3 separate regions of the Homo sapiens genome follow, and all the other regions are linked to region 3. The links are chromatin contacts, found by Hi-C or POLR2A ChIA-PET in ENCODE. All regions are on one chromosome and are shown on one strand. The core of a region is the stretch at or near the end of the contact, and the rest is flanking DNA. Distances in the headings are between cores, read along the strand shown. Region 1 overlaps TP63 (tumor protein p63). Region 2 overlaps TP63 (tumor protein p63). Region 3 overlaps TPRG1 (tumor protein p63 regulated 1).

Region 1 (3,146 bases), core at 331-2,830, 410 kb after region 3:
AAGTATGCGTAAAAGTATGAATAAGACTGTGTTCTGAGAATTTTGAGTAGTTTAGTGTACCTGAAGGTTAAGGGCAGGAAGTGAGAGTAGATTAGAGCAAAAGAGAAATATGATGCCTATTAGTGATGTCAAGGGATATAGAATTGATCTATGCATTTCTTATGTTTTCTTTCTTTCTTTTTTTTTTTTTTTTGAGATGAATTTCACTCTTGTTGCTCAGCCTGGAGGGCAGTGGTGCAATCTCGGCTCACTGCAACCTCCGCCTCCCGAGTTCAAGCGATTCTCATGCCTCAGCCTCCCGAGTAGCTGAGATTACAGGCATACGTTACCAAGCCCAGCTAATTTTTTATATTTTTAGTAGAAATGGGGTTTCTCCATGTTGGTCAGGCTGGTCTTGGACTCCTGACCTCAGATGATCCACCCGCCTTAGCCTCCCAGAGTGTTGGGATTACAGGTGTGAACTACCGTGCCTGGCCAAGGATATACTTATATATTATTTGTGTAATAGATATAATCAAACAAATACATATAGAGTAGAATAGTTTAGAAAAGAAGTGAAAGAGCAAAAGGAAGACTACAAAGTATGGCAGACCCTAGACAAACCATAAATGAGAATAGACAAATAGAATGTGGTGGAAATTCTGACTTTTTCTAAACGAATATGAGAGTATTCTAAATGTAACCAAAGACAGAAATCAGTGAGTAGATTACCATAATACCAAAAGTACTTCAAAAAGGAGGAGATTGCAAGGTGGTGGCAGGAGATGGCATGGGGAGGATGCTAAGGGGCTTGGTTGGGTTAGAGTTGATAAAGGCAGAGTCAAATGGACTGGAGAGGTTTTTGTCTCTTCTTAGGTTGATGTTTCTCCCTTTGCCCTGCATTGCAGGTTGTTTCTTCCTCTGCCTCACTTAGTTTTGGATAAGTCCAGTATTTTCCTTTTTTCATCCTCAGTGTTACTCTTCTTTCACTTCTCCTGCCTTTATTCTTTTCACCCTAGCTTCTTTTGTTCTCTAAGGCCCAGTCAAGATGAAGCTTCCCGCAGCCAGCTTCTGTAGCACTTACTTTAAACCTCTCTCATAACATATGGTTTCCTGTGAACTCCATCAAGGCATAAAAGGTTTTAACTCTATATTTCCCAAACTGGTTTGTGTAGCAAGTCTTCAATACATGTGTGTTCAATGGAAGAAAGGAGGAAGAATAGGAAAAAGAAAAGAAAGCTTTTTCTCTCACAGCTGATTTTTCTATAGAATTAGAAATTTGATAGCAATATTGATATTAAATTTGAAAGCATTATTTTATAGCAATAACGCAATTGTATCTTTCCAGTCATCTTACCCCAGACATGTAGGATGTGAATCAGAGGTAATATATTTCTCCTTCTTAAAACAACAACTCCGAGACAATATGAGCTTTTTAAAAGAAGGGAACTATCTGAGAAACAAATGAACAAAGAGAAGGGGGATAAAATGGTGAGAAGAGTACTGCTTTGCTCTGGGAATCAGAAAACCCTACATTTCTGCCTTGACTTTGCACTAAGTAGCTGTCTTGAGTACTGCACTTCATATTTCTGAGTCACAGTTTCTTCTCTTGTAAAATGAGGAGTTTGGCTCAAAGTTCTCCAAATTGTTTGATTATGTGGCAGAAAGTAAAGAAGAAGAGAGTGCAGAGCTGTGACTCGTCATTTCCGGAGGGAAAGGAAAGCACAGAGGAATGTGTACTCTTGGTGTCCAGGTTCAGGCCTCCATCCTGATCACTAATTTTTGAGTTTGTCCCTTGAACTTTTACCTGTTTTCTTTTTATGAGACAAAACTTATATTTTAGATTCTGTCTTTGCAGTTTCTCCTCCTTCATACTGAAGCTGGCAATAGAAGACAGTGAGTGAGTAAGAAGTGTCTTAAACAAGAATGGCTGGAAACAGAGCTCTCTCCCAGGCAGGGTGGTAATGCCAGCAATTCAAAGAAACTAAGATGTGGCATCACAGGATGTCTCCAGTTTTTGGGGATCATGGACCCTCATATCTTGGCTTTCAAAAAGTGAATGGTAGGTGGCTGTTGACTGAGGCTTTCTTAGAAACATAATTTCATGAACTACTGGAAAGAGACAGGAACTTAGAGTCTACCCAGTGGAAAAAGAATAAATAAATAAATAAATAAATAATGCCCAAGAGCTTAAAAAAATGATAGCAAAGTTTACAAACTTGCCAGATAAGGGAACATACCACCAGTAAAATAATTCACTGAGAACTTTACTCAGGGGGTGGGGGGCAGGGGCAGGGTTTTTTTTTTTTTTTTTGAGACAGAGTCTTACTCTGTCAGCCATGCTGGAGTGCAGTGGCACAATCTCAGCTCACTGCAACCTCTGCCACCCAGGTTCAAGCGATTCTCCTGCCTCAGCCTCCCGAGTAGCTGGGATGACAGGCACCTGCCACCACGCCCAGCTAATTTTTGTATTTTTAGTAGAGACGGGGTTTCTCCATATTGGTCAGGCTGGTCTTGAACTCCTGACCTTGTGATCTACCTGTCTCAGCCTCCCCAAGTACTGGGATTACAGGTGTGAGCCACCGCGCCTGGCCAAGGGTCAGGGTTTTTAATGCTAGGAAGAGGAGGTCCTTGGTGGTTGGGTGAATGAAGGATTGAAAATTAGCACTCTAGATAAGGGAGAAGTGGTCTACAGATCTGTACACAGTTGGGCAAAATGAGCTCCATTGTCTTCAGTTAGGTTCAATAGAGTCTGGAGTACCCAGATCATTCAAGTCCATGGTCAAATCAGCTCCACTTGATTTGACTCAGTTATGATGAAACGGTACATAGTTTTGCTATTTTCTAGGTGAGTTTTCACATAAATGCAAAGTTTTCTTTTAATACAATCCAATCCCATCATTTTAGAGATGGGAAAACCAAGACAAGAAATGGAAAAACACTTGCCTAGTTTGAATGATTCCACATTTGTGTCAGAAATCAGCATTATTTTATCTTTGATGCTTGCCTGTTACTTGAGCTTGATAACTTTACAGCCCTGCCTCAGTTGAAGTCTTACCTCCTTTGTAAAAGGGGAACCTAGTTTGTAGTCTCCTTTTGTAATTTCAAGGGAATATAGAATTGCAAATAAAAATGAAGTGGGCTGCTACAAAAAACAGTGAGACTCC
Region 2 (3,437 bases), core at 205-2,704, 490 kb after region 3:
TATTTTATTCACTTTTTAGCAATAAGCCTGTTTAGGAAAAGAGACAACTCAGCTGCTTGATGAGATTTTATGGTTTGATAGAAAACTAAGGAGAATATAGAGCAGAAAAAAAAAATCAGTTTTGTGACTAATTGATATGAGAAACAAATGTATCCCCGTATATTGTTTTTTTCCCCCCTGAGATCCAAGAATTAATCTCATCAAGTAACATTAAGTTCTTTGGAAATCCTTTGACATAAAAAGGAAAATTGGGGTTTTCAATTTGGGGCTTTGTAAATATCCTGTCCTCTGCTTTTTTTTTTTTTTTTTTTTTGAGACAGAGTCTCACTCTGTTGCCCAGGCAGAGTGCAGTGGGGGGATCTTGGCTCACTGCAAGCTCCGCCTCCCGGGTTCACGCCATTCTGCCTCAGCCTCCCGAGTAGCTGGGACTACAGGTGCCCACCAAACATTCCCAGCTAATTTTTTGTATTTTTAGTAGAGACAGGGTTTCACCGTTTTAGCCAGGATGGTCTCGATCTCCTGACCTCATGATCCGCCCACCTCGGCCTCCCAAAGTGCTGGGATTTAAGGCGTGAGCCACCGCGCCCGGCCTGTCCTCTGCATTTTTAAAGGAACAGCAGTTTGGTGAAAAAGCACTGGCCTAGGAGCCAGGAGCCTTGGCTTCTGTTCTTCATGCTGCTGCCACTAATTGTTTTCTGTTCATGAACAGATAACTCCCCCTCTGGGCTTAGTTTCCTTATGGGTGAAAGCACGGAGTTGGGCTAGGTGAATACTCAGTGTTCTTATAGTCTGTAATGGATAAATCTCCATGCTCTTGCTTCTGAATTCTATGTTGCTAGGATTCCTCTTGTGTCTCCATGTGGCTATGGTGGGCACCCAGCACATCTAAATAGGTTTTTAAGAAACATTGGTGCACAGGTGCAATGGTGAATGCCTGTAGTCCCAGCTACTTGGGAGGCTGAGTGGGGAGGATCACTTGAACCCAGGAATTTGAGACTGCAGTGTGCTATGGAGCCACTGCCCTCTAGCCTGGCCAACATAGCAAGACCTCATCTAAAAAAATAATAACTAGTGAAAGCATATATAAACAAATGTAAACTGTATGAAATAGTGTAAAACAACATTTCTTTCTAAATAATAGCTGTAGCGTGGAATCTAAAGAGTTTGATGGTGTCTCTTCTTTCTTTCTGTCCTTGGATCGGGGGTGAGCATTGCAAAAACCCAAACACAAAAGCTACATTTACATATCTGAAAAAATAAATACTTCCTAATCAGGTTTTTTTTTTCTGTGGAGGTGGGGTGGGTGGTAAGGTATTACACTAATAAAGACCAGTCATAAATGTGAATACTGTCTGGAGTTGGTGAAAGGAGAAGTTCCTAACTCTTTCTGTTACTCTCCTGTTCCTTTCTCTAACATGCTGCCTCTGTCTTCCTCGCAAGCCCTGCAGGCAGTGTTCTTTCCAAACAACTACTTGCCTAACCAGTTCATTGGAATGTCTTTTCTCCAGACTGTCTCCTCATTGAGATTTCTTCTGAAAATTAACCTCGCTAAAAACATAAATCATGTTTAAAAAAAATACAGTGGTAAATATTGCACATAAAATCTTTTCTCTGGTTTAAAAAAATGCACAAACCTACCTACCACTTTGAAACAGCAACAGTAACAAAAACAGAAACAATTAGGGCAACAGTTGCTTTTCTCCTTTTAAAGAAAATACTTTTCTTGGTTGCAATTGTTCTTTGGAGTGACAGGGATTAAACTCTTTGGATGAAATCTTTCCTCCTTATTGCACACCTCCTATCCCTCACCCTGCAGCCTGGGAGTGATTTTAGGAAATATTAAGTATATATTTTCTTGGCTGGCACTTTAAATAAGGTATAAATTGTGGAACAAAGTATAAAAATCACGTATTTCCACAAATCTTGCCATATAACAAATCTTTCCCCATAACTTTTTGTTTGTTTGCTTTCATACAAACAAAAGGTTCTTCGTCTATGGTGAAAAATGTAATGGTTGTAGAGTATATACTTCAAAATTTATCTTTATTATTTATTAGCATCTTAGGCAATCACAGATGTCAGTGGATTCTTTTCCTTTTTTATTTTATTTGAACCAGTTTCTCATCCAGCAGTTCTACATGAAAGAAAAAAAAACATGAACAGTAATAACTCACATAACATGTTCTTGTTGTTGTGTATAGGTACTATTAAATAAATAGGGATAGTTTGTGGTTTGAATTCATTGAAGGGGAAAAACCAGTAAACATGTACCAATCTTTCAATTTATGCAGCGGAATCAGGATGCTTTTCATAGTGTTATAAAAATTCAATTTCGCTTTCTCTGGCTAAAATCTGAATGGCCAAGAATGGAATAGTCATTTTCTTTGCTAGTTTCGTATTTGAAGATATCCCCAGAATTTGAATCAATCTGAAGTTTGATTTTCATTTCTAACTCCTCTGGAACAATATGATGAAACAGCCATACTCATCAGGAAGTTCAGCTAAACAGGAGCTCATGGTTGGAAAACCGTGAGTCTCAAGTTTTACCATATAGAGTGTAGGATACTAAATTGTCTGATAGACAATAGAAATAAGTCATCATCTTATGGCTTAATTACAGGAGAAAAGAATGTTCAGACTCAAATATCTCAATAAACAGACTGTTGTACAGAGACAAAAGAGCTACCTTAGAAGTTTTGGACCCTGGATTGTAGTCATGAATTCTCTACCATTTAGTGATGTGATCTGACACATGTCACTAACCCTCTCTAGTGTCAGTTTCGTCACTTACAATAATCTAAATATTTGATATTTAATCCAGGATTTTAGAATAATAATACATATGTGAAATCACATACAATATGTCAGCACATCACGTAAAACAAATGAAGTAGCATTTTATTGTTAGAGATTTATTTTAAGAACTAGGTACTTCAGGCTCTGTGTTCAAACCCCCCGCGTGTATGAATAACTAACCATCTCTAGGTTTTAGGGGTTTTGTTGCTGCTGTTGCTGTTGCTGTTTTTTTGCAAAACGGGATTAATATGACTATGGTGAAAACTAATTGAGATAGTAAATATAAAGAGCTTACCACAATAGCATTGGTTCAATAAACGTGGGCTTTTCTTTACTATTTACTTTTTTAGGTCAGTCATTGAACACAAGGGGCTGTTTTAAATAAACACAATTTAAGGGGTGATTTTGTATAGAAGTTACAATATTTTACCAGCATCAACATCCAATTCCTCTTGTATTTTGGTAGCGATGTTATTCTCATGATTATGTAATTCTTTTAAAATATCTCGAATCACAAACGTAGGTAGTTGCATGTTACTTTTTAAAACTGTTTTTGCCACCTCCAGATAATCATTACTCAAACTGCTCTAAAATCCTGAAAGACAAATAGTAAGAAAATATTTTAAAGTCAACACACTATT
Region 3 (3,299 bases), core at 756-3,255:
CATCTGTAAAAATAGAGATAAAAAGCAACTACTTTGCTTGGTATCTGGTCAGTCTAAAAGAGTGGGTATATCGAAAAGCCTAATGTGGTGTTTGTGCACTCTGCCTTTCCTATACGCGCTGATGCCCCAATCCATTTGTTTTGGATTCTAATGAAATCATGTGTTTTATAGTTTACAGCACAGATGTCCCACATGATATAGGAGTACAACTTAGTTCTTGATGGGAAAAACACAGTGCAATCAATCCCTTTATAATTTATTCATGTCATCGTTTAACCATGTTATAGCATGCTTTTCCCATATGTAATGCAAGCATCTATTATTATATTTGGGATCTGCTTTGACTTGTATTCCTGAACCTGTATAATTAAGTGTTATATTATAGTGGGCTTCACAGCATTGGGTAATGAAAAGAATTCTGGCCTTGTAATCAGCAGAATTTTGTGCCAACTCTGCCAGGACTGGCTGTGTGATTCTAGATGAGTTTCCTTTTGAGGCCTCAGTATGATAGTTCAGGTGAGCTATAAGTTTCTGATGAGCTTTCAGATTTAATTTGTGTGTATTTTTTTTTCCTACTAATATACATCGAGACTGTTGCTTATTGTGTCTGTAAAGTGCTTCTCAGGAAATCTGGGCAAGTCTCGTTCTTCAAATCAGCTCAGTAGTAGAAGATTAAGCTGACTTCCCAACCACAGACTTCTTCTGCCAAGTCTCTTCTCTTCTCTTCTTTCTTTCTTTATCTTTCTCTCTCTCTCTTTCCTTCCTTCGTTTCTTTCTTCCTTCCTTTCTTTCCTTTCTTTCTTTCTCTTTCTTTCTTTCTTTCTCCTTCCTTCCTTCCTTCCTTCCTTCCTTCCTTCCTTCGTTCCTTCCTTCCTTCCTTCCTTCCCTCTCTTTCTTTTCTACAAAGGCTCAATACTAAATAGGATCAGTAGGTCCACTAGGCAGCTCAGACAAGGATAGACATTTATAAAGTACTCCAAGCTACAGAAAGGTGGTGCTAGAGACTCTTCTATTTCTGATGGGGTCTGGGGTCTGTAATGGAATAGCCATAGATTACTAAAGAGTAGACCATCCAAAGCAGGCATTTTCTCTCCAGTGATCCTGACAAGTGGTTATCCAGCCTCTGAAGGCTTCTGGTGAAAGAGAATCCACTGCTTCCTGCTCGGCCTCTCTGACTCTGGTAGAATCTAGTTAGAATGTGTTGAGGGAAAATCAGCTCCTCTAATCAGCTCCTCTTGAAGCTGTCACTTGTTGGTCCTAGTATTTTATTCTGTAGCTATACAGAATCAAGAATCTATTTATTAATTCAACTACTATTTACTTCCTATTACTTGTCAAACACTCCAGAGCTAACATTTTTCTTTTTAAGGGCTTACTGTATGGCTGGAGAGGTAGAAAAGTAAAATCTCAATTCCAGTATGATGTGGCAAGTGCTGCTGGAGTTAAACATGGAAAACTGTGGCCATGCAGAGAAATGCACCTCACTCAGATGAGGAGGCAGGGAAAATACTGCAGAGAGTTTGAAAATCAAAAGTTTTTATGTCCTTCATTCCCATCCTCACTAGGCTAACTGTGCTTAGAGTATGCGACAGGCAGTGTGACAGGAAGTTGTAGACTCAGGAAACTTGAGTTCTAATCCCAGTTTTGCTGATATTGTCCCTACGTAACATTGGACAAGTTTAATTTATTAGCCATAGTAGAGAATGCAAATAGCATCCTGTCATGTTATTTAGTCTTTGGAATTTCCAAAAAAGCAGTGAATGCACTCATTTGATAGCTCTGGCCCAGTATTTCCTCCTTTATTTCTCCTCATCCCTGGTTGGCCTGGAGTTGAAAATCAGTGCTTTATTCTCCCTGTGTCTGGGCTTTCTCATGTCTCACTCTACCCCTCTTCCAAGCCATAGGCCTATATTGGTCTGTCCCTTAGCTTGTGCCTGAAATGTTCTCAACAATCATTAAATGAAAAGCATGCTTACAGAAACCCACAGAAATTGTGAATGTACACAGGCACATTGGAAGTTGCCCCCAGGTATGTTGCCATTGACCAGGACAACAAAGATGACTAAGGGAGTGTCTGCCCACTCCTATGTGGAAATAATGTTGTATTTGTCTGGAAGCCAGTGAAAAAATTATGTTGAATGGCCTCATGACAGGCTATTTTGTACCCCAACTGTCTTAATACCTCAAATTCTTTATCTTTTAACTTCTCGGAACCCAGATTTTTTTTTTTTTCACTGATCCATGGAGTGATTTTTAGAAAAAGGCTAATGACCCTGACCTCAGAGTCTGATGAGCCTGTGAGAAATGGGATAGGCATTACTCCCACCTACTTCAGCTAAGCTCTGATAATTTTCTTAGAGCTAAAATGAAATGAAAATTTTGGCTGAGTGGGTTATCTCACTATCATTGGAGGGAAATCTCTTAACGATGGAATATGCAATCTAGTCTCTAGGTCCAGTTACATAAAATATTATTTTTCCTGGATTGGGAAAAATGTAATTGCCGTTTGTTCAGCCTGTTTGGATAAAATTTTACAGTCAAAGCCACTCTTTCTTGGGAGTTTTTATATTGTACAGAACTTAAATAAGAACTTAGACTAAAAGGGACGGTGACTTCCCTGATTTTTGGGATTTGAATGACTCTTGTGTGTAGTAGGGTGAGTAGTAATCGAGGGTAGGGCCCAGATAGTAGCACTGAGACTTCTCTGTGACTCTGGTATCAGAGCACAGAATTTCTAATGTACTTTCAGTAAACTTTGACCACTGATTCAAATTTTTGCAAAATAATCTCCAGGATTTGCTACCTTCTCTCTTTTCCCTAGACTGAAAAAGGTGAGGCTTGTCCCTCAACTTGGAAATAGGTATTTCTTACCAATTTAAAAACATTTGAAGATAATCAATTAATTTTGATAACATTTAAAAGCATATGAACAGTTAATTCCCACCTTAAATTGAATTTTGACCTGTGCTTTTTTTTTCTTATAAAAATAAATAATAAACAAGAATCACTAAGTTTTCCCAAGGGCATTTCTTGATAATGTAATGAGTGTGTGTGTGTGTGTGTGTGTGTGTGTGTGTGTGTGTGTGTGTATGAAGTCATTATTGACTAACAATTGTAATCCACAAAACCATGCATTCATCAAATATTTATTGAGGTTAAGGCACTGCATGTATTTATGTCTTCTGATTGCTCTAAGTAGAAGGGAACAGAATCACCTGCAGTGAAGTCTGAGGCCTTTTTCTTTTTAGCTGAACTTCAAATCAATCTTCTACTTGACAACTTGACTTAAACAACAAACA

Evidence for each region. Hi-C counts contacts between places; a loop is a spot of excess contacts on that map. ChIA-PET counts read pairs that join two places held with the same protein, here RNA polymerase II (POLR2A). Pooled maps may share reads with other maps.
Region 1: a map of PC-3 shows a loop between it and region 3 (2.6-fold over the local background). The contact joins two enhancer-like sites. A Hi-C loop is called at or near these places in 1 of 168 maps with a recorded cell type or tissue (PC-3), 11 of 37 single-sample maps with no recorded cell type and 10 of 50 pooled maps.
Region 2: a loop to region 3 is called in a pooled map, with 2.6 times the contacts of the local background. The contact joins two enhancer-like sites. A Hi-C loop is called at or near these places in 2 of 168 maps with a recorded cell type or tissue (PC-3 and PC-9), 1 of 37 single-sample maps with no recorded cell type and 9 of 50 pooled maps. POLR2A ChIA-PET finds 5 or more read pairs at or near these places in 1 of 52 experiments (activated T-cell).

What each region holds. Positions count from the first base shown.
Region 1 is chr3:189,684,456-189,687,601 of GRCh38, forward strand. All of the region lies in intron 1 of TP63 (tumor protein p63), which reads left to right. Among named protein-coding and RNA genes, the nearest start is that of TP63, 55 kb to the left of the region's middle. Within about 2 kb of position 1,581, at least 5 of the 41 ENCODE cell types and tissues checked have a DNase peak (open chromatin) inside an H3K27ac peak, as active enhancers do; they include PC-3, where a contact is called at or near this core.
Region 2 is chr3:189,765,142-189,768,578 of GRCh38, forward strand. All of the region lies in intron 3 of TP63 (tumor protein p63), which reads left to right. Among named protein-coding and RNA genes, the nearest start is that of MIR944, 63 kb to the right of the region's middle. Within about 2 kb of position 1,455, at least 3 of the 41 ENCODE cell types and tissues checked have a DNase peak (open chromatin) inside an H3K27ac peak, as active enhancers do; they include PC-3, where a contact is called at or near this core.
Region 3 is chr3:189,271,891-189,275,189 of GRCh38, forward strand. The region is part of intron 4 of TPRG1 (tumor protein p63 regulated 1); the gene reads left to right. Among named protein-coding and RNA genes, the nearest start is that of TPRG1-AS2, 33 kb to the left of the region's middle. RefSeq lists an enhancer at 1,045-1,234. Within about 2 kb of position 2,006, at least 4 of the 41 ENCODE cell types and tissues checked have a DNase peak (open chromatin) inside an H3K27ac peak, as active enhancers do; they include PC-3, where a contact is called at or near this core.